Regions from separate parts of the Mus musculus genome. Here region 2 is linked to region 1. Evidence: chromatin loops called from intact Hi-C (ENCODE). Cell type or tissue: left cerebral cortex. All regions are shown on one strand. Each heading gives the region's core, and the rest is flanking DNA. Links, peaks and the distances in the headings are about the cores only. Region 1 holds the start of Hhip (Hedgehog-interacting protein). Region 2 overlaps Anapc10 (anaphase promoting complex subunit 10).

Region 1 (15,758 bases), core at 4,610-12,609:
AATCTCCATATTAAATTAATGACCCACTGTGCAATCTTTAAGCAAGGAATTGATGCTAGGAGTAAGCATCTCATCTCAAGTATTTTGAAGGCTTTTTTTTCCTTGCACTTTCCCCTAAAGGATAATATATATTTAAGTGATCTCTTCTATCTTCTTAAGAAGACAAACTGACACCCACCTGAACAAAAACATGATAGATTACACAACAGATGTACTAAGCAGGTGGTAAAATAAAGATTTTTTTCCATGTTATATTAAAATTGGTTTGTGTGTGTCCACACGCGCATGCGTGTGAGCACAGATGTAAGTGTACAGGTCAGAAGCCAGCATTTGGTGTTTTCCTTGACTGTCCTACTCCTCAGTCTCTCAGTGACCGTGAAGTTCCAGAATTCCATGATACTGGCTACCTAGTGAGCACTAAGGAGCCTCCTGTCTCACTCTCCACATCTCTGGGGTTAGCCCTCACGCCTCTGTGCTCAGCTTTTTACGTGTATACTGGGGATTGATCTCTGGCCGTTATATAGCAAGCACTTTACTGACGGAATCATTCCCCCAGCCCCGGGGCCTGCAAGAACTTTTATAAGTACAGCTATCCTTGTGTATGAAATTAAAAGCTTTAGGCCAGAGGGAAAATACAGAAAATTTTGACATCTATATTTGAGGTAATAAGATCCTGGTTTTATTATGCTTGTCACTAAGATTGCATCTGTATTCTAAGTACGCTTTTATCAGGATCTGGGCTAAGGATATAAGTGCTGGAGTAATTGCCCAGCAACTCAAAGCCCAGGCTTGATATTAACACTGCAAACAAGCAAATATGTACATGAAACCTCTGCTTGATCTGTTTTTATCAGAGTCAGCTCAGGCAAGAGTCTTTAGTGATCCAGAAAAAGGCCTCTCACCCACTTCTCTTTACTACAGTGAAGTTCTCTTGTTTACATTACGAATTGATTTTTTCACTTTGCCTGCTAGTCTTGGGATGAAAGCATCAGGTAATTTAGTCGGAGTTTAAAAATTATAAAACAAATTCAGGTTTTGAAAGAATTTCTAAGAACAAGATTTGGAGTTCAGCCAAGCAAGGTTTATTGATAGAGTTTGCAAGACACTCAAAGCTCTCTTCCAGTGAGCTTGACCTGGCTCAGCCCAAACCTCCGAACAAACCAACCTTGGGGTGAAAGTGTCCCATGTGATAAAGTATGGGATACATTTTGACTTCATTTTTGGGTGAAATATATTACCCTTAAATTGCTGACAGAGACTCTTCAAGAGCAATTACTGTTAAGGCTGTTGGGAAATGGGGAAGGCCAGAAAAAGTGTGTGCCCTCAGGGGTGTATGCACACAGGTATACAGGTTTCTGTATGTGCCCTCAGAAGGTGTGTGCACACAGGTATACAGGGTACTGTGTGTGTCCTCAGAAGGTGTGTGCACACAGGTATGCAGGTTACTGTGTGTGTCCTCAGAAGATGTGTGCACACAGGTATGCAGGGTACTGTGTGTGTCCTCAGAAGGTGTGTGCACACAGGTATGCAGGGTACTGTGTGTGTCCTCAGAAGATGTGTGCACACAGGTATGCAGGGTACTGTGTGTGCCCTCAGGGATGCAGAGGATGGGAAAGGAGCCAGAGGATGCTCTTTAGTAGGGGCAATGAGGAGGTCTTCTTCCTTTGAAAATCTGGTACCATCAGATACAGAAGGGAACAGAGAGTTTATTCATCTTTGGGAATTTACTGTAAAACATAAATTTCTCCTCTCAGTCTTCAGTGGCGAGCACCTAGTTGAAAACTAAAAGTACTAAAAGTAAGTCTGTTTGAGTAAAAATTTAAAACAAAAATGAAGTTTGCTTTAAAAGCAATTGGGTATTTACAAACTTGTACCATTTTGAGAGGAAATTAATAAATGAAAGAAACTATGGCTGCTTTCACTTTTAAGAGTAGTATATACTGGGAATAAATATTAGAAAATGAGAATAATTTTCTAATAGAATATCTTAGCATTAAAGGAGAAAGTATCTTCTTAAACTTGTATATTTAGATGTCCTGATCCCTTTGGCCAAGCACACACCTTTGGTTGTAGGAATTCACTGGAGAGCCTTTGACTGAAGGTATGTGTTTAGCTCGGCCTGAATCACCACACTGCTCAGGTCTACAAATGCAGAGATACTTGAGTATTCTTTTAGCTGTATTTGCTAAACCCTTGGTTACTAATCAAGTATTTAGACTTCATAGCCATTTTCCAAGATGGTGAATCCAGCCCTCTATTCCATACAGCATCCTATAAAAATACTGGCCTGGGAAATACTCCCCAGACTGTACTAACTTTTCCAGTTTATTTCTCATTATGTGTTTTTGAGACGTTATCTTTTACCCCTATGTTCATCCATCGTGATACTGGAAAGGGGAGGAGCTGCTGAGGCCTGGGAAGAAGGGGAGGAACCTCTGAGGCCCTGGGAGGACGGCTTTCCATGTGTCCATTCTGTACTTCCAGCCTTTCTCCCTGGGACTAATAAGACACATGTGTTAGGTATCTGATGGAGTCAGAACTGGGGAAACTCAATGGACTCAAACCCTTGACCTTGGCCTCATTAGCCACAGGATTAAACCAATTGAACTAATTGGGTACAGACCTTTCACACGGCTGGAACTGACTGCTGGGACATGACTGTCTAGAAGTGATAAAAATCATTACAATAATAGGTACAAAGAATAAGGCAATGCCATTGGATGCCTCTATGTGCCTTTCTCAGAGTGTATTATACCAGCTTTAATGAACACAAAGTATCCATTCGGCTCATTCAGACCAAAGAAAGACCCACAGGGTATGCAATTTTGGCACTGAAGAAATTTTAAGAAATTGCCTTTCTCAGTGAGTCCACAAGTGGAGAACATTTTGATTGACAGTCTAGAGAAATGCACAATTTTACTGCTTTTAAATCTCTTTTCTACATTTTAGGAAATAAATAGATCCTGATTTTATTTATCTATCAGAATGTTTACAAAGCACATTTCTTAGGTTTTCGTCCTCTTCGAGATTTTGATTTGTAGAAAGAAGAGGGCATTGGTAGGAGCAGCTGAGATGCCGTGATCCAGTTTCCTATAAAATGAAATCTCAAAGTTGCTGTTTCCCATGGCTTTGGACTTCTGAGAGGAGTAAACCCGAGAGTAGACTTAAGGGGAAATGATTACAAAGTTGTCTTTGTAATCCGTTCTAAAGCTCCAGTGAGCCAGAAGTTGGGCAGGGGCTGGTTGGGAGGACTTGTGCTTCGTTCATTGTTCATCGCACCTTAGGAAATGGTACCCTACCTGCTAGAACTCAGACCGGCTAATAAATCAATGACCATAAACGCCTCAAGGAGTGTGTGCTATTATGACTCACTTCGGGATCAAGTATTTAAAAGTCCTATCAGCTTGTGACCTAAGAAAAGGCTGTCCCTCTAAGGCTTGCCGCTAAGCTCTCCCTGGGTCTCCGCAGCACTCTCAGGCTCTCTCCACCTCTGGAGCCTAGCTTTCATGTGGTTATCTTTCAAGGCAGCCTGGGTGGCCGAGAAGAGCACTTGACATCTTGATGCACTTCAGCAGCTTTACATATACACAAACTTTGTAGAAAAATAAATGTGTCATTCGTCACCACATACGCTGATCTGGGAAGTGACGCACTTGCAGTTCGGGCCCAGGGCGGTTTGCTGGGCTCTATCTTTCGGTTGCTCTTGTAGACTTGTTTTGCTATTGTCAACACTAAAATAACTTCGACTGTATAAAGACCACCATGGGGGAGTCTGTAGATCTAGCATGCTGCATTTGCTATGAAGTGATAAAGTTAAAAGAAGATGCCAAGCGCTGGTATCAGTTTCAGCTAATGGTTGTAAAGGCAGGAAGTCTGCCACAAACCCCAGGCTTTCCAATCTGTTATCACTTCTCTGTGGGCCAAGGAGCTACTGTGAGCAGTTCCACTTTGTGTTGAGGAATGCGATAAAAGGGAAACAGCTAGTTTAAGAAAAGTCAGAAACATGGCTACAGTTTATAAAAACAATACTATTCTCACATCCAGACAGAGCTAGGTACATATCACGCTATAGGCAAAAGCAAACAGACCTAAAGTGTTTATTATTTATAAGAGAGTTCTATCAATTTTTTCTCTATTTTTTGTGAGTCTGAAAAGTACTAAGATGTGTATAGCACTTTCCAAGAACCACCTGAGTCACAGCCTGCTGCACGCAGGCTTGCCTCTTTCTTAAATACCATTTAGTTTTATAAATGGTTCATCGGATTGATTTACGTATGAACTTTTACGTGTGAACTTGTACTAAGAACCTGTCTTGTTAAATTATGTTCTTCCTTCATGTTTATTTCTCTAATTAAAATGACATCTGCACAATTTATAAATGTGTGTGTGCCTCTGTTGTGTGTAGTGTATGTGTGTGTGCATGTGTGCATATGAAATGCCCAGCGGTTAATGTCGGGTATCTTCCTCAATCCCTTTCCATCTCACTGAACCATACAGACACCTACTCTCAAGCAAGCTCCCGGGATCTGCCTGTGTCTGCGTTCCCTTCCCGTTACACATGCTCATGGCTATGTGCGCCTTCCCCCCCCCCACCCCCCCATGGATGCTGAGGATCTGAACTGGGCCCCTCTTGCATTTGTGGCAGGTGCTTTGCCAACTGAGCTGCCCTCATCCCAGGTTATAAATTTTTGATGGTGCCCGTGTTAATTCTATATTTATTAGGGTCTGGAATGTGATGGCAACCTGGTGTCCTGTGACACCCTGTGCAGAAGAGCTTCACAACAAGTCTGTTGTTTTCTCATCGTACAGCATTGATTAAGCAGGAGAGTTGGGGCTCAGTTTCTCTCTCTGTCTAGAGGACAGGACTTCAGCATTCTACCCACTGCATGGTTTCTAAGGCATGAATTAGCCACTGTATGTGAAATGCTTGGTTAGATGTCACTTTTGGGAATTCATACTCACACTTTATCCAAAGAAATATCTATAAAGCCACTGGTGCTCCCTTATTCTGGGCCGGCTATATATTAGAGGGAGAGACCTTCCTACTCATGCTGGTAGGTTATAAATAAATAAATAAATAAATAAAGGTTCTAACAGGAAATGTCTGTTGATGCTGGGGGTATAATTCAGAGGGTAAAAATGAAAAGACAGAAAAGGTTTTACTGATAATAACCCAGCCTGTATAAAGTTATGCTGATAATCCAATGTGTAAAAATTTTACCACTTAGGATCTTAACAAGAAACTTAACCCCATTAGAACAAAACCAGTGTGCTGTCTGTCAGCTCAAACTGCAGTGCTCTCTTCCACGGCAATAAAAAAGAAGAGTTTGGGAAAGCTGGTTATGACGTAAAATAAGAAGGAAAAGCATGATTTACAACTCCGTTAAACAAACCTTGAAGGACAGGGACCTTACAAGGGCTCGTAGTAATGCTTTAACTTATGCGTATTTGTTTGTTTGTTTGAATTTTGTGTCATATTTTTTTGTTTTGTTTTGGTTTTTACCTGGAATATGGCCTCGGCAAGTATAAAAGAATTCTTTGCAGTAGTCTTTGCAGAGGAGTGGAAGTGCTAGGTCCCCATCCAGGACATCTCTTTCAGGTGTGTAGAAGAGGCTCTGGGAATGCGGGGAGCAGGGAGCACATTGGATCTCCTCCAGCAGCCTGCTGCATTCTGAGTTGTTGGTGGCAGAAAAGATCTGAAAGCCGCAAATCGGAAACACATCTCATTAGTCATGCAAAAGTGAGCTCTGTCAGGTTTTCTCCCCCGCCCTTCAATCATGTGAGCACAGAAGTCTAATTCAGAGAGGAAGAGTGACTATGTCACAGCATACAGTTTCTCAGAAGGACACACGTTATCTCTGAGGCCAGAGTAGGGAGATGAAGGTCAGAGGAAGACACACAGAAGCTCTTCTTGTCACTGCAAATCCAAATGTGTGGATCTGTCCTTCTGCTGTTAAAATTGAGACATTTATAGACTGTGGGATGCTTGATCCATTTCCTCTGACCCAGAGCATATATTGAATCGTATTTACCTTAAAAATTAGATACCTTTACCCAAGTGTGTCCAAAGTGTGATTTAAAGACATGGCTCATCTGTGTCATGAATGAAAAGTATATTTAATTCTTAAAACCCCTAATATGATTTCAAAACTGTGCTTAAATAGCATCCTGGTAAGATTCTACTTGTTTTCAATCTGCAGACTACACTGGGCACTGCCTTTCGTGTTTTATAAAAATACCCCAAGCTGAACCAAATAGGCTTAAGACTCATTTTTAACATTCATTATATCTTAGCCAGGAAAAAAATTTATAGCTAGCTCCCTGGACATTTTATATGTATGATAGATATAGAGTTAAATGAACGTGCTTTTGTATAGTGAGTAGTGAATTTTAGCGGAAAGGAATACTTTTATCATTATTCACTCAATGATATGTCCTTTATTCCAGTCAGATCAATTCAAAGGACTTGATGATTCCTTGAGTTAATAACTTGTAGGTAGTACGGGTCTTAGCATCAGTGTTCACTTGAAAACCTGATTGAGGAAGCCTTCAGCAAGTATAAGGGATAGTATTAGCATAATATCTGAGAAATAAAATTAATGCTACCTAAATCAAGCACTAATTTCCCCATGTGCACACTACAATATGCCACACCATGTATTTATTTTATAATGTTTCCATGTAGACTTCTCCTTGAGTATTTCTCTGGAACAATGCCTTAAAATTAAAAGTTTGAAACTTTGGAAAAATGTTTGGCTCTTTAAAACAGGTATTTATTTTACATGTTAGGCTAATTTGGATAAATAATCTAGCCAGTGTTTTTCTGGGTTACAATACCACAAGGGTCTTAACCAGTATTTTTCTGGACTACAACATCACAAGGGTCTTAAAAGAAAACCTATTCCTAAAGGACAAGGTGATTGAAAATCAAATTGCTCTGAGTATTTCAGAGTCTAAAGAGGCTACTCTAGTTCAGAAAAAAAATCACGTGTATATTATAACTACTTAGAGTATTCAAGAGTTATTAATCATAGTTGCATTTACATTTTAATTTTTATCAGTTTATTTAAGTGACAAGTGACTAAATGGTCCAAGTTTTCTAAAAGAAAACATACACCAGACACTTAGAATTTGCATTCCAAGAATGTTTTTAATGTCTTTTATTGAGCAGCTTGGAGACCTCACAAGATCTATTCAGTGTACAGCTTGGTTCTGTTTGTTTCTCATATAGCAAACCCCCAAGAACTAAACAACTGCAGGGAACTGAAGCCACCTCTTCTGTGCCCAGAAGACTGGGCTGTGCTTACCTTTGCTTTTATGGAGACGATCTGTGTTGCTTTTTTTTTTTTTTTTAAAAATAGCTAATACAGAATGATCCCATGTCCCCTCCTAGCTGCTCTTCAGGAAGAGCTTGCTTTTAGTGCCTAAAGAATTTTGTCTTTTACAATTTTTGGAATGTGTCCTGCCCACAAGATCCCTCATCAAAAGTCTCACAAATAGGGCTCAATAAATTATTTGAAATCAAGTAGAATATTATTCTTGCTAAAGTTTGACGCTGTTCCGGCCCAGCAGGATGGGAACATTTTACTCTGTGTGAGGTCTGCAGTATAAACACCTATTTGAAGATAGATAGAGCCATCATTCTGACTTTGGTTTCAATGAACCAATAGTCTTACTGAAGTCAATTAAACTGACTCAGTTCAAGTAACAACAGTGGTTGAGACCCATGAGTACTGGTGTGCTGCGCAGAGGGAGGAGAGCTACCCCCTCTTTTCTTTCTTTCTCCCCTCCAACATGTCCATGCCAGGCATACAGGTACTTAACTTTATGCCTGACATTGCCCTGAAGCTTAAAAAGAAATTTAGATTAATTTCTGGTTTCAATTTTTAAAAACCAAGTACAAAGCCATCAAGTTATAGTGGCTTAGCTAAATATACTTTGGGAATCGTGTAACTCTTGTAAACATGATTACAGCCAGCCTAGGAAGAACTGAGGCTGTGGCTGACTAGTCTATAACATTTGGCAGTTCTCCCTTTAATCTTTACTCAGGGGAAAGTGAAATCTATGCAAGAAAGGTAAGATAAGTTGGGGTCTACAGAAAGCCCACGACTACAGCTTATCAGCAGAGAAATAGGTGGCAGAGACCCCCTTATATTTGTCTTTATTTATCGAGTAACTAAACAAAGAGGTAAAAGAGAACCCATGTGGGTCCCATAAAAGGAGAAAAGGAGAAAAACATGACAGTATATTAAGATGTCGCTTTAAGATCACTTGGTCCACAGAAAAGCAATTTCTAAAAAATCATATGCCTGCAAGCCTGTTCAGCTGTTGGGCAGAACACACGCGCCTCTGGACTATGGTGCTGGATTATGTCATTAAAGAGTTCAGTTTCAATTTTAGGCTAATATGTAAATAGATCATTGTACGAAGGCAGCTGTTAAAGGGACCCCGGGATGAGTTATTTGTTTAGTTGGATGTGTTCAACAATAGCCTTTGTCCCTGCAAGGGCCAGAGCAAACAAGTGATTGTAAAAGGGCACACTTGAAAACAATTACTTTTCACCCATTCCTTGACAGCTTTGGCTGTGAAACCACCAGGGCAGAGAGAGAGAGAGAGAGAGAGAGAGAGAGAGAGAGAGAGAGAGAGAGAGAGAGAGAGAAGCTGTTCCTCTGTGACTACAAGTTAAGTTTAAGAACTGGAGTATTTTGATAGGGTATAATGAGAATTAGATCCTTTTAGCATGCTGTATTTAGGGTCTGCAGCAATTTTGCTAAGACAACACATCCTACTAAATTTTGGCATCTCTTATGCGTTATTGTAGTTAACACATAACTTTATGATATATTACATAACATTATTAAAACCTACAAGGAATTCAAACATACGAACATAGTAATAAAGTCTGAGAGACGGAACTAAATGTTTAGCTCACTAAAGCACGTTTGTTAGGCACGCTCAATCTGCTGAGTAGTTTCTCATTATCTGTTTGTCTTAGAAATTTCTTCCCTCAGGACACTCTGCGTAGTACTACTTGTCTTGAAAAGTTGATGAAATGTAAAAATCTTTTCAGGGAGTATTTTTCTTTTGAAAAATAACAGTAACAAATGGCTCATTAAAATAGCCCTCCATCTCTCTTGTACGCACATTTATAAAATGAAACCCTAACATACATTATAATCCGGGAAGGCTTATGGGGGGAAGGGAGACACTGATGTTTATTATAAAATAACATGTTTTACAAACTATTAAAAAGTGAGAACGTAGGTCAAGAATCTACGGGTATGGCTGTACCCAATCTCTGCCTTGAACAATTTGAGTATTGTTTATAAACCACTTGCAACAGAGCAGCACAAGCTGCTGGATCCAACTTGGTCCGCACGTTTTTCCAAACAAATCTGGTGGAGTCTGGTGGAGATTGGAAGGGCTTAGACAGGAACATGCACAGCTAACACAGCAGACTTTGCCTAAATAATTATCTTCCTTAAGGTTTTTTCTAATGTATCTTCCCTTAAGGATTATAATCTACACCCCCCCCCATACACCCCCCTCCCCCGCTCCCCCAGTCTTCTCTCTTGCCCCTTCTCCTCACTATAGAATAAAGTTTGCATTCCACATGTTTCTGGAAGAGGTCAGCACTGCAGGGGGGCTCCGAATCCTCTTCATATTCGCAGCATACATGACACCCAGGGACACTTTATGGGGAGTAAATATTTCTACACCTTTCTCTGAGTTTCCCCCTTGAGGATGGGGGTGGGGACTCCCGGGAGAAGCCTTTAAGATGCTCAGGACTGAGCTCTTTCTGTTGCTTCATTCAATTAGGAGGCTGGAGCTTAATGACATTGTTGTGAATAAATTGCTGGACTATCTGCTCCCCATCTCAGACTACGGCTGCATATGGTAAGAATAAAGAGGGAGCCTCAGCTGAAACCCGCACGAGACAGCTCTCACTCATCTGGGAACAGAGTGGGCCGGACAAACGTTCCCTCAAAAGGCATGGACATTTGGACGGAGCTGGCGACTGGAAGAGAATGATGTTCTCTAGTTTCAGCCATTAGTGAACCAACTAACAAACACAATGGCGGTGTTGTTATTCCCTGGCCATAAGCAACAGGGCGCTGTGTGTGGGCAGCAGTTTAGTAGGGAGGAGGATAAGCCGACCCCTTTTTGTCCTATTGATTTTTTTCCTATTTGCATGACTTGAGCAAATTAAATGATGCAATATGGCTTTTTGTTACAAAACAAAGTGAGAGGTACCACCCAGACACATATGTTGATTCGCAGGAGCTGTTTACATGATAATAGGGTGAAATCTACCGTGAACTGAGCATAAAAATTAGATTCAGCTTGGGCATTTTTTTTTTTTTTTTTTTTTTTTTAGTGCCTGGGCCAGCAAGAGTGGAGCACAAGTTTTCCAAGTGTCTCTCAGACCTTGACAACTGCAGGCTTGTAACAGGAATTCTTAATTAAACCTAAAATGGGCAAAGAGAGGGGAAGCAGAGACACCTGATTGTTTATCTCCCCGTGCAGTGATTGTTAATGACAGGATCCCACAGACAGCACACAGCACAGCATCCCATGTAAAAATAAATCTGATGCAGAATCAAGACCAGTGACCTCTTGCACTCGGGGCAGATACTTCTTGGATAAGCTAATCATGCATGGGAAGTTCATATGTCATCACTCAGAAATATAAGTTTCCAGACAAGATCCTCCTAGACTACGGAGTACCAGTGAAAACCTGGATCCACGATACAAGAAGGACAAACCACCGAGTAAGAAGGTCCAGCAAAATCTCCCAAGTTCTTCAGTACCAGGAGTTCCCTTCTCCTGACTTAACACATTGTCATGCACGCTAGACCCTTCAGATTGGGTTTAGGATCATAAACCAACAGTGCCCGGAGAGCCTTTATAATTCAATCTGCTCGCTAGTTAGAGCACGTGGAGAAAACTGAACAAATCTTTTTTGCCCCCAGAAAAGTAAACCGGAAACCACAGCCACCCTAATTTACAGTTTCACCTCACCAAGTGCTCCATTTGATCCAAAATACAGCTAATCTCGATTCTTTTGAAATATTTGCTCAGACCAGGACGCGGGTACCACAAAAAGTCTCTCTCTATAGATAGGCAAGTTTGACCAGCATCCCCACAACCGACTCCAGAGCAGGAAGAGCTATCTATCTGCACACTGCTGAGAACACACACCCAAAACACTTAATCACCTTAGAAAAGTTATCACAACTACTTAGGTTTGGACTCTCTTGCAGTTATCAGCATCTCAGCAAGCTACACGTACGAGGCAGGGGACTGCCTACCTTGTTCTCCAGACGCCCCAATCCAGGGCTGTCACTCTGCAGGCAGCAAGATACTCGTGGGTAGAAGCCACCACACAGGATCTCTCCTCCACTGAGCAGCTCCAGCTGGGACATCACCCGCCTGTCCCTTCTCTTTAGGCGCTTTGGGGGGTTCCCATTCAGGCACCGTCTCCTTCTCGCTCCGCTCCCCTCGTTCCTTTCCCCAAACTTCGCATCTCCTTCAAAGAAGCCCAGAGCCACGGCCAGCAGTAGCAGCTTAAACGAGAGCATCTTCAGCATCGTCTGCCCGGAGCAGCAAGGGCAGGACGCGGGAGGATGGGGTGGGGGAAAGGCCACTGCCCAGCAGGGGCACTAGGGCGCAGCTCCAGGAGAGTGCTGCGGGGCGGCGGGACGCTCTTGGGGGCAGAGGGAGGTGGCTGGGAAAGAAAGATGTAGAGCTATGCAACTTTGCCTTAGGGCAGTAGGAGCAGCAAGATAAAGTGCAGATGACACTTGTCCGCAGCCTTGCCAGCGTCTGTTGGGTTAGGGGCTTTCCACAGCGGTTGGGAAGTGGGAGGAGAAGGAGTTGGAAGAAGAGGAGGAAGGAGAGGAGAAGAGAGTCATAGAACTTCGCTTGTCCGCTGAATGGGAGTTGTTTAGGTGAGACAGTAGCAGGAACCGAAAGGGCGGCGGTGGTGGCAGCGGGCCGGGCGGAGGCAGGGTTGGCGCTGGGCTCCCGAGGATGCTGAGGTCTCCTCTGCCGGCGGCTGCAGCTTCTCACACAGCCTCTCATGTTTCGCTCCCTCTTTTCTTCTTCTTTTTAACTAGCGCGCGGGGAGGTGCTGCCACCGCGCGCCCCTTGACGTCACCGCCGCTCGCGCGCCCCCGCCTGGGATGGGGGAGAGAGGAGGGGGCGGCCCAGGAGCTAGCGCTCGCCGGGGCCCAGGGTGGCCTCCGGCTGCGACGGGGCGGGGACGGAGGAGCCGGGGGGGGGGGGGGGCCGGGGGGGGGGGACACGGACGAGGGAGCCCTCCGAGCCAGCCTCTGGGGCTCGGAACCTGGAACGCAACGGTGCCGGGGTGGGGGTGGCCTGGCCATTGATGCCCAGCCTGGGAGGAAAGTACGTTGCTGCCACTCAAGAAGATGGGGCTGATGCTCCCAGATGGTGTGAGTAAAGGGGGACAAGGAGAGGTGAGAAGGGAGGAATCTTTGCCTGGCTTTGCCCACCAGGTCTGGTTCCCTCAGCCCAGGGAGGGATGGACTCAGTCAGTGGGCTGGAGCTGGCGTCTGGGAGCTTGTCGGTGCCTTTCCCTCTCTGGCAGGCATAGACAAATGCTGCTGGTCTTCAGTGATCCTGGAGATTAAGAGAGGAGAAAGAACCCAGATGCTGCAAGTTTCTGTGTAGGCTGAGGTGGTTTGGAGACTTTTGCAAAGGGCCACCCACAGGTCCTCACTGAAGTTCTTGGAGGTACTGCAGTGGGCACAGAGACACATGTGCTTAGAAGGGTTGGGTATCCCAGAGAGGGCTGAATCTGAGTCCTTCTCCAGGCTTATGCAAGATGGCCTAAAGGGACCACCTGTACACCCAGACTAAGTCGTCTGGAAGACACCTGTAGATATCTCAAACTGGCTGTACTGTGTGCATTTATAAAGTACATGTTACGCACACACCCCTGGGCACAAACTTTCTGGTGTGCAAATATAGAAGAGGAAGAATTTAATCTCCTATGTAAAGTATAGAAATACAAGCACCACATAACTCTATAAGTACAAATAAATTTCCCTTTTCCCTAACTGGACAAGTTCTGCTTAGAGCATTTCTAGAAAGATGTCCATATTATTAAGAGCTATGATTTCACGTTTACTGGAGCCCCGTGGCATTGGGACAAACCTCCCAGGAGCTGCACACGGAATGTGAAATGTGCTTTTTTTTTTTTTTTTTTTTTCTATTTGGGAACTTCATAGGGAAGCTGATTTCCTTGTAGATGGCTTCTGATGAGGGGATAAGGCTGTTTTTCCCATTTTGGCAATAGAGGAATGTTCACCATATTTGGAAACAGATTTCATGAAGCCCCAGTGAAAGTTGGTGGAGGATGAAGCTGGTAACTGATGGCGTTTCAAGTGCTATCAGAGGCTGGGTGAGCCTCGTCCCTGGATGCTGGATTACATTTTATGTGTGAAGTTAGGAGTTTCTAAAGCAAAAGAAGTGTCCTGTTAGAATAAACCTAAAGCCTGCAGAGACATTTGGCCTAGCCCCCAGCTTAAGCAAATGCCCGCCCCCCCCCCCCACCCCCACGACTGCCCTGCATCACTGTGGACCTGTTACTGGGAAAACTACTCTGGTTTCCGTGGCTAACATTCATTCTGCCTACAAGTCTTTGGATATCAAATACATCACACTAAGGATTTTAAGACTTTGAAAAGTCTCACTTTTGAAGCTCTTGATATGAGTTCTATCAAAAACAAGCTTCTGGCATAATTCCATGTAATTCAGATCCCAGAACACGTCTACATGGGTTTAAGGTTTTTAATTCCTAAATTCTATCTTAATGTCTTTTCCTAGAATGAAAATCCTTCTAAAATATGTCAGGTGTTCAAGCTTCCACTCCTAAGTGATAAATTCATGTTAATACTGTTGGGTCAGGGACTCTGTGCTGAACACTTCCAGGTTAAGCCCACTTGACGTAAATTAATACTGGGTTTTAGAAACTTATGATTCTGTTATAAGGTATGATCCTAAATGTCAAGGGGCAGAACACTTATAAATGATCTAAAGGAGACAAAGTTATTTCCTTCTTTTCTTCTTAGGACAAAGTCTTTGGTATCTAAGACTGACCTTTAAGAATGACCTTGAACTAGTGATGCTCCTACATCCACATACTTAGTGTCAGGATGGTAAACAAAGACCATTATGCCTGCTTGAGGCAGTGCTCAGATAAGATCCCAGGGCTTCAGGAGAGGCTACTCTGATATACTCATGGACAGGTACCTAGTCCATTCGTCATCAGAGAGCCTGTCTCAGGCTGTTGATAGGAGCAGATGCAGAGACCCACAACCAAACATCAGGCAGAAAGCAAGCCCAGGTTAGAAATCTCCTTTGGTTCCCTTCCTTTTCAGCTTGAGAGTTCAGGGAATCCCAGGGAACCCAGAGGAGGAGGGGAGGAGGAATTGTGGGAGCCAGAAGGGTTAAGGGCACCAGGAGAGTATGGCCTGAGGAATCAACTAAGGAGGGCTCATGAAAGCTTGCAGAGACGGAAGCAGCAATCATGGAGCCTGCAAAAGTCTGAACTAGGTCTTCTACGTATGGTTGTTGGCTTAGTCTTTTGGGGGGACTCGTGACCATGGGGATGAGACTCAGGGTGTCTCTGACTCTTTTCTCTTCTCTTGGTACCTTTTCCTCCTACTGCATTGCTTCACTTAGCCTGGTTGTGAGTGTTTATGCCTGGTCTTTTTGTATCTGTGTCATGTTCAATTGATGTCCCTGGGAGACCTATTCTTTTCTGGGGGAAGACAGAAGTGGGGAGTGGAGAGTGGAGGGGGTGGGACTGGAGGAGAGAGAAAGGGACACTGGAAGGAGTTGAGGGAGAGGAAGCTGCAGTCAGGATGTATTGTATGAGCGAAGAAAAAAATTTAAAGAGCATCCCAGGGCTTCATGTTTGCAAAGCAACCACCATAGCAACTGAGCTACATCACTTCCCTTGTTCTATCTTGACACGTGCAACTGGAAATGATCTGTGTACAATTCATCACGAAAGGCAAGTAATTCTGTCCCCTACAGGACACTACGCTTATTTCTTGTGTCACTGATAGAATTTCTAAGTAGGCACTGACTCCTGTTTCACAAGTGAACTAACTTCTGATTTTTTTTTTCCTCAGAAGACAAATTAGGAACTTAACCCACAGCAGATGAATCAATTTCTTAGGAATCGAGGATCAACACTGGAGTATTTCTTCAGAAAGCTTCCTTGGAGGTGGCAACAAGGGAGCAGAGCCATTTGCACACCTGGACAAAGTCAGAAGGGTCATTTTCAGTCATTATACCTCGTTTAAGAAGCAATTCACATACAGCAACTATTTTCATCCATGCATTCTTGGTAACCATAAGAAACTTTATCACGTGTGAATAAGCTGTAAGTAGCAGATCCAGGAACACTATTGTTCTCTTTTTGAGTCTAATTCAGTCATAGGTAACTGTGACCGACTTTCAATAAACATTACCTATTAGCCATCTTACTTGAGTTGATTGTTTCTGAATGTTTCTAATGAGTTAAAAAAAATCTTTTTATTGTAAGCAGTAGGACAAACATCAGAGTGTACACCCATCGTGAAGAATTTTAGACCTTGTCATTTCAAATCAATCTCTATTCAAACTACACTGCAGTGTGACTCCACAGAGAGAGAGAGAGAGAGAGTGAGAGAGAGAGAGAGAGAGAGAGAGAGAGAGACCATCTAACAATTATAGACTGG
Region 2 (8,000 bases), core at 1-8,000, 320 kb before region 1:
AGAGAAAGAGTAAAGAAGCCCGGAACCAGGGAGAGCATGCTAAGGCTCCAGCCAGGATCTGAAAGACAAAGGCAGAAGAGAAGGTCTTGGCTATGAAAGGGAGACATAGACAAACCTCATCAACTTTTAGAGGCTGCACTAGGGAAGGAAATGTACATTATCTAATGGTGAACTCATCTTCCTCAAGGTGGTCCCCTAGCCAGGTCCTCAGCCTGCTCCCATTGAATCAATTATCAAGGAAGGAGATACGTTTAGACTTCAGCTTGATGGAGATTCCACTGTTTACTATATCCTCTTTATTTCAGATATAGGAGCTTGATAGATTGTTAGTAAGTGTTACCAGTATTTACTTAATATTAATTTTAAGGGAAACATACTTTTATACAAATTTTAAGTATATTATTTGATGAGGTTTACAAATGCATGCATCTGTATAGCTCTACTCCTTCAAAGTAAGGAGCATTTTTCTCTGTGTCTACTGTCATGAAATGTCATTTCTGTCCCTTCACTCTTGAGTCTGTATGTTCTGCACTATGAGGTCAGCACCTTGTAGGCAGCATGTACTCAATTGAGCCCTAGCTGTGCCCCAGCCACTCAGTATTTGATTGAAGCATTTAGTCCTCTGTATACTGCTGCCTTCTGATCACATTAGGCTCTTTGCTTAGGTAACTTCCCCATGTATGTTGAGCTTAGTCTTTGTCTTTTGCATAGAGCTTTGTGATTACCACATGTTTTATATAAAAAAAATTATGGTTTTAATAGTTTCTTACTGTAAACTAATAACTCATCTTTGATTACATACTTTTACTTACCTACCTTATGGCTTGTTTTGATGGCAAGGAATGTATGCCTTTTAATATAGAATCATTATGTTTTATTGGAGAAAACAAGAGAAACAAATATCCATTTATACTAGGTAGGTGTTTTAGTTAGGGTTCCTATGCTATGATGAAATACTATGTTTGACCAAAGCAGCTTGAGGAGTATTAGTTTGCTTGCTGTTCCATGTAACAGCTCATCTTTGAATGCAGTGAGGGTAGGAACTCAAGCAGGGCAGGAAGCTGGAGGCAGGAGGTAATACAGAAGCCATGGAGGAGTGCTGCTTAGGCTTGTTCCCTATGGCTCACTCATCCTGCTTAATTGTAGAACCCAGGACTCCCAGACCAGGCATGGCAGCTCCCACAATGGGCTGGGCCTTCTGGATCAGTCACTAAATTAAGAAAATTTCCAGAAGCTCAGAATACCCAAGATATAATTCACAAACCACATGAAACTCAAGAAGGAGGAAGACCAAAGGAAGTGTGGATACTTCAATTCTTCTTAGAAGGGGGAACAAAACCATGGAAGGAGTTATAGGGACAAAGTGTGGAGTAGAGACTGAGGAAATGACCATCTGGAGACTGCCCCACCTGGGGATCCATCTTGTTTACAATCACCAAACCCAGACACTGTTGTGGATGCCAACAAGTGTTTGATGACAGGAGACTGATATAGCTGTCTCCTGAGAGGCTCTGCCATTGCCTCACCAAATACAGAAGTGGATGCTCACAGCCAACCACTGGACGGAGCACTGGGTCCCCAAATGGAGGAACTAGTGAAAGGACCCAAGGAGCTGAAGGGGTTTGCAGCCCCATAGGAGGAACAACAATATGAACCAACCAGTACCCCCAGAGCCCCAAGGACTAAACCACCAACCAAAGAGTACACATGGTGGGACTCATGGGTCCAGGTGCATATGCAGCAGAGGATGGCCTAGTCGGTCATCAATGGGAAGAGAGGCCCTTGGTCCTGAGAAGGCTCTATGCTCCAGTGTGGGGGAATGCCAGGGCCAGGAGGTGGGATTGGGTAAGTTGGTGAGTTGGGGGAGGGGAAAGGGAATAGGGGGAGGGTGTTTTTTGGAGGGGAAACAAGGAACGGTGATAACATTTGAATGTAAATAAAGAAAATATCCAATTTTAAAAAATTAAAAAAAAAAGAAAAAAGAAAAGAAAATTCCCATATGGGCTTGCTTATAGCTTGACCTTACAAAGGCGTTTTCTCAGTTGAGGTTCCCTGATCTCTGATGACTCTAGTGTGTGTCAAGTTTACATAAAACTAGTCAGGACAGTAGGGCACTGAGGATACACTGAATAAACATTTCCATCTAAGTCTAGCTTAGTGATCAGTGAGTTTTGGGGTAACTTCCGAAAGCAGCTGTGTCACTGAAAAGCCACCTCAGCCAAGTGCTTCTGTCACCGCTGTTATGGAATCTGCTTAGGGATATGTGGCCTTCTTCATCCTCGATTTTTGTCTTTCCTCAGATTTGGAAAGAACTTTTGTTCTTATATATTAAAAATTATAAATTGATGTGCTTTTAATGTGAATGACTTCTTTATATGTGTGTGTGTATGTTTTTGTTAGTGTATGCACACATGTATAGGGAGAGTGTTAGGTCCTATGGAACTAGAGTTCCAGGGGGTTGTGAGCCACTGAACTTGAGGGCAGGATCAAAAGTTTGGTCCTCTGGAAGAACAGCAAGTGCTCTCAACTGCTGAGCCATCTCTCCAGCCTTTCCTTAGTTCCTTAAATAAACTTGGTACTTGTCTTCTACTTGAGCTTCCATAACCTGCCTTTCTTTTAAGTTGTCATAGATTTGGCAAGTTTTCTTCCAGATTTTTCTTTTCTTTTTCTCTTGTGGTATAATTTCATGGATTCTTTAGATTATTTCTGCTCTTATGCATTAAAATTTTTATTCATTGTATTTTTTGGCTGTAGAATTTGTTTCATTAAAAAAAAATCCAACTTCCATTTCTTATACTCCTTTCTTATTTTGGTTATTTATTATACTATATTTTAAAATTATTTCTATTTTCTTAAAGCTTCTTGAGTTTTCTTAAAGCATTTAATTTGAATTTCAGGCAGTTTAGGACACTGCATTTACTCAAACCCGGTAAGTGGTGCTTTCTTTCATTTCTTTGGTTGGTTAATATTTCATGGATTGTTCTTGATTTTTTTTATATTATTTATTTAATGTATATGAGTACACTGTCGCTGTCCTCATACACACCAGAAGAGGTCATCGGATCCCATTACAGATGGTTGTGATCTACCATGTGGTTGCTGGGAATTTAACTCAGGACCTCTGGAAGAGCAGTTGGTGCTCTTAACTGCTGAGCCATCTCTCCAGCCCTTGTTCTTGATTCTTTTAGCATGACCTTACTCTCTGGGTTCTTGAAAAAGGAAATTATTCTAGTCTTTGAAGACTGTCTGGGAAAGCCCACCACCAACCAGCCCATCTAGAGATTCTGAGAACAGTTGATGTGATCCATGGGTCTGTTTGCCATTGGAGTCCTCCATAGGTTGGCCTGGTTCCAGTAGATAAGCTGGTGTGTAAGTCCAGTTAGTGTCTTAGCAGTAGGAGAGCTTGTTTTTATTAAGGACAACCAGAGGCTGTGTCTATGGGGACTGATGTAGCTTTGTGTCAGGTAGCCTTTATCCGGAGAGAGCAAGTTGTAGTGGCAGCTAGGTCCTTTTATTTACTGCACATATCTGGAACATCAGGCTGCCAGGTCTTTTTTTTTTTTTTTTTTTCTTTTGGTTTTTCGAGACAGGGTTTCTCTGTATATCCCTGCCTGTCCTGGAACTCGCTTTGCAGACCAGGCTGGCCTTGAACTCAGAAATCCGCCTGTCTCCGCCTCTCTGCTGGGATTAAAGGTGTGCGCCACCACTGCCCGGCTTTTTTCTTTTCTTTTTTTTTTTTTTAAATCAGGCTGCCAGGTCCCAGTAGGTAGGTAGCTACTGGGTTACTGAAGGCAGGTCAGCAGAATTGCCTGTACACTAACTCTAGGGACTCAGTCCTGGGGACTAATTTGGTGATGGGGTAGGCCCAGAGCCAGAGTATACCAGGCAGATCTGCAGCCTAAAAATATGTCCCTAAACACACAAGCTTGATCCATGGGCACTGGCATACTCAGATGCCTCTCCTCATTCTAGGTTTTCCTGGATTGGCCTCCACATTGGGATTTGAGGCAATGGCTAGGCAGAGGACATTTCTCACTGTGCTGCTTGGCATTGTGGGATGAGTGACACGAGTGATGCCAAACTCTCCTTCCTCTTCTGCTTAACTACCCTCTACTGCCATACCCAGGTTCTGTAATCTCACCTGGCTTCTTACTAAGGTTTGCAAAGGTACTTTTGTGTGGTTGGTCTAATTGACAGGTTTTACAAAGTTCCATTTTACCATCTTGCTGATGTCAGGACTTGATTGTTTTTTGAGACACCCTCCTTGTCATTTGTATGTATATGCTGTTACTTTCCTCTTTTTAGTTTTTTCATTCTCTCTAATGCTTTCTAATTCAAAATAATCTTGATTTTTAAAATCACAGTTATATTTGATTGTCATCTTTTAGTTTTATATGCAGTACACTTAATCAGTGTCTCATGCTATAAAGACTTAAAGCATTTAATTGTATGATTTGTTACATGGCTCGTATTTATCAAAATGGACTGCTCATATTGACAAGCTCTTTGTGAGATAAGCTTTTCTCATTTGGGGTTATAGCTAAAAGTTGTCCTGGTATGAGCCTCATGCACACTAGAAATACTTTGGTCTGGTGTATTGTGCTTGAATGCCCACTAGATGTCACTGTTGGCTTTTACTTTGTAGCCCTATTTTCTAGTCATCAGCTGAAGGCTTCGACTGTAGCTGCCTTAGTTGTAGTTTTTTTCCTAGAATGTATTCACATTGAAAAACTCTTTGATGCATTTTGGGAAGTGTAAATCCTCATACAAGATCTCTGTGTATATGAAGATGTCTTGTATTTTCTTGTAAGTTGGATAGTACAAAATTCTTTTGAGAGGCTAATAGGAGAAACTTTAAATGATGTTTGGAGCTTGGGGTATACCTGGTCTTTGCTTCTTTTATTTAAATGCTGGAACATTAGCTGTTTGGAACAGGAGGTCTTATAGGTAGCTTATTAGTTGTCTCGTCTATATTTATGTATGGTGATGACATGGCCTCATGGTACCAGGTATTCCTAAGGATTGCCAGGTGAGGCTCAACTATTTTCCTGAATAACTTTACTATGTGTTTTGTATAGTTCTCACTAAAGAATCACAAATTTTGGATGTTCTTTTAATTTGTACTTTCAATTATACATCTTTAGGTAATTTATTATATTTACTTTTATCTTTTATATGTTCAAAAAGTTTCAGGTAATATTTTGTGAGATGAAGTAGATCATAATTTTTAAAAAAACATTTCTCCAACACTTGTCTTTCATTTAAAAAGAGAGAAGTCTGTGAATTCAGATACTAAGAAGTAATTAAGACACTGAACTTTTATGAGGGTTTTGGAGCCTTCCTTTCATAAGTTATAGGATTGCTTTAACTGAACGAAAAGTCATTCTTTTATATTTCCCATGGATTCTGTCTGTGAGGGGCTTTAGTACGTACTGAAGTATTTTAGTAGGGTTCCTTTCTCTTTTTCTAGAAAGTATGTGTCTGCTTAAACTATTTTAAATATTCATTTTCTATAACCTCACTGTCGTGAAGTAGTAACTTAAGATTTGAAGGTGAGAAGAACAAATGACTGCCTTAACATGATCTTCCTTCACTTCAGTTATGGAGTGTAGCTAGACCTTTGTTATCACTGCTGAGGACTCTCCAGAAGGATCTCCATGATTCAGCAATGTGTGCTTGATTCTGTATAACTGAGGGGGTTGAAAATGAACTTTCTATTGATAGAACGTTGACTTGGGCCAAATTGAGCTTTCTTTCTTTTCTTTTTTTTTCCAACAGATTTTATTTAAGTATATGCCACCCACTTTATTTTTAAAGATTTGCAATTTTTTATTTAAGGAAATTTTATAAGGCATTAAGATTCTATAAGCAAAAATTGTATATACAAAAGAGATTCTCTAGACAGAAGTGAGAATTTTTTATTTCAGTCTTTGTTTTAATTTCCTTTCTGCTGTATCATTGCATCTGTGTCTTTCAGGTTTACTGATATTCAGGAAGAGCTTGCAAAAAAAGGCACTGTTGTTGAATTTTAAAATCTTTTGGGTTTTGTTGTTGTTGTTGTTGTTTTTCAAAACAGGGTTTCTTTGTGAATATAGCCCCTGGTTATCCTGGAGCTTACTCTGTAGACGAAACTGGCCTCAAACTCAGAGATCCATCCGCCTCTGCTTGTCTCCTGAGTGTTGGGATTAAAGGTGTATGCTACGACTGCTTAGTAAATCTTTTGTATTTTAACATTATGTTTTGCTTAGTATTTTTTCTCTGTGAAAGGAAAATAATATGTTAAGATTTTTCTTGTCTAAATAACAAAGAATACTAGAGTTGATTTAACTACTTAAACATTTTAGAAAATATTCAACAACACCTAACAATTTGTTAATTATATCTCTTTTAAAAACTGTTGTAGAACTTTTTGTGCTTAATAGGAAACTGATATGTAATTTCTTATACATACCTTGAAGGCACTCAAAGTTGTTTCTAAACTCTTGTGAGAAAAACAGCTTGCAGCCAAGTGGTGGTGGCACATGCCTTTAATCCCAGAACTGAGGGAGAGGCAGGCAGATTTTTGAGTTTGAGATCAGCCTGGTCTATAGAGATTTCCAGGACAGCCAGGGCTACATAGAGAAAAGCTGTCTTAAAACTTACTCCACCCCCAACAAAACAAAACAAAAAAATCAAAACAAACAAAAAACAAAAAGAGAAAAGAGAAAAGAAAGAATAAAAAAAAAAAAGCTTGCTAACTTAATATAATTCTTTCAGCATATTTGAAATTCACCCTTTGGTTCACTGTTAATATTTTATTTCTAAAATTTCTAGGCTGTAAGCTTGAGCATTTAAGTGAATTTTAAGCCTTGTTTTCATCTTTAGGTATTAAATCTGTTACCAAGTGTTTTGTTTTTCCTCCTTTTTAAAGAGATGACCTGACATAGTCTTTTAATGCCTAGAGAGCTGTTGTGGTAATTCTCTTTCTTCCATGTATGTGTCTACTTGTCTTATGTCAGTAGCACAGCTATGTAAATCCATATATGGTACTTTGACAGAAGTGTGTAATAGATCAATTCTTCTGTTAAGATAACATTACTGTTATAATTAGAGTAATATTGAGATGAAAGGCAGTATCCATTGATGTCAACTCTATTCATACTGACTTTCTTAAGATGTGTTTTTAATAAATGGTCCTGGGAAAATTAGTTTTTATGTACAGAAGATTAGAACTCAGTTCTCGTATGTAACCATATATAAAAATCATCTCAAAGTTTACATATAAGACTTGAAACTGTGAAACATGGGGAATGCCTTAGGCTGGATAGTGAAAAGGACAAGGGTTTTTTGTTTGTATTTTTGTTAATATTCTCAAATACCCAGGTAACAAAAGAAAAATTAGACAAATAGGGTTACCTCAAACAAACAAACAAACAAAAAAAACCCTTCATAACAATGGGAAGATATCATCAGAATGAAAAAGCAGCCTATAAAACAGGGGAAATGAACCCACGATGCACGTGGATGAAGGCTTAGTTCAGAATGCCTAAGGACCTTATGGACCTTATGACCAGACCAGAACAAAAACGAAAAACCCTAAAAACACACACACACAAAACAAATACACCCAAAGCAGCTAAGCAATCAACAAAACCACAGCCCAATTAAAAAGTACAAACCTGACTGTATACTTCAATGAATGTTTCTTAAAAGAAGACAAAGCTGCGGGTGGGTGTTCGTGCACATCTGTCATACTAACACTAGGAAGCCATCCTGGGCTACATGGTAACCTTGGCTCCAAGAACAAAACTAATAAAAAGACATTGAAGTTTAACGGATCCATGAAGCAGTCCTACACATTACAAGCTGTCAGAGAAACCCCAATCAAAGTCACAGTAGATATCAGTTCACTATAATTATCAGAGAAATAAAGGAGATGGCTTGTTTATGAAGGTGAATAGTCCCCTAATATACTGCTGGGGTTGTAAATTAGTGTGCTGATGAAAGAAGATGGGATGGAA

The links. Hi-C counts contacts between places; a loop is a spot of excess contacts. Peaks named below come from ENCODE experiments on the same cell type or tissue, not always from the same donor. Only the 100,000 strongest peaks of a DNase experiment are listed, where the experiment ranks them.
Region 2: it touches region 1 in a loop (4-fold over the local background); 4 of 42 quality-filtered maps call a loop at or near these places.

Annotation. Positions count from the first base shown.
Region 1 is chr8:80,045,925-80,061,682 of GRCm38, forward strand. It overlaps Hhip (Hedgehog-interacting protein), which reads right to left and starts at 12,084. Exons shown (of 13, transcript NM_020259.4): 1 at 11,313-12,084; 2 at 5,504-5,696. The coding sequence starts at 11,591. RefSeq lists an enhancer at 9,810-10,552. In left cerebral cortex, for the core only: no CTCF peak of the experiment used is centred there; DNase peaks (open chromatin) are centred at 8,446, 9,984, 11,452, 12,131 and 1 more place; H3K4me3 peaks cover 1,804 bases.
Region 2 is chr8:79,729,884-79,737,883 of GRCm38, forward strand. The region is part of intron 4 of Anapc10 (anaphase promoting complex subunit 10); the gene reads left to right. Among named protein-coding and RNA genes, the nearest start is that of Anapc10, 22 kb to the left of the region's middle. In left cerebral cortex, for the core only: a CTCF peak has its summit at 4,608 (motif pointing right); a DNase peak (open chromatin) is centred at 4,618.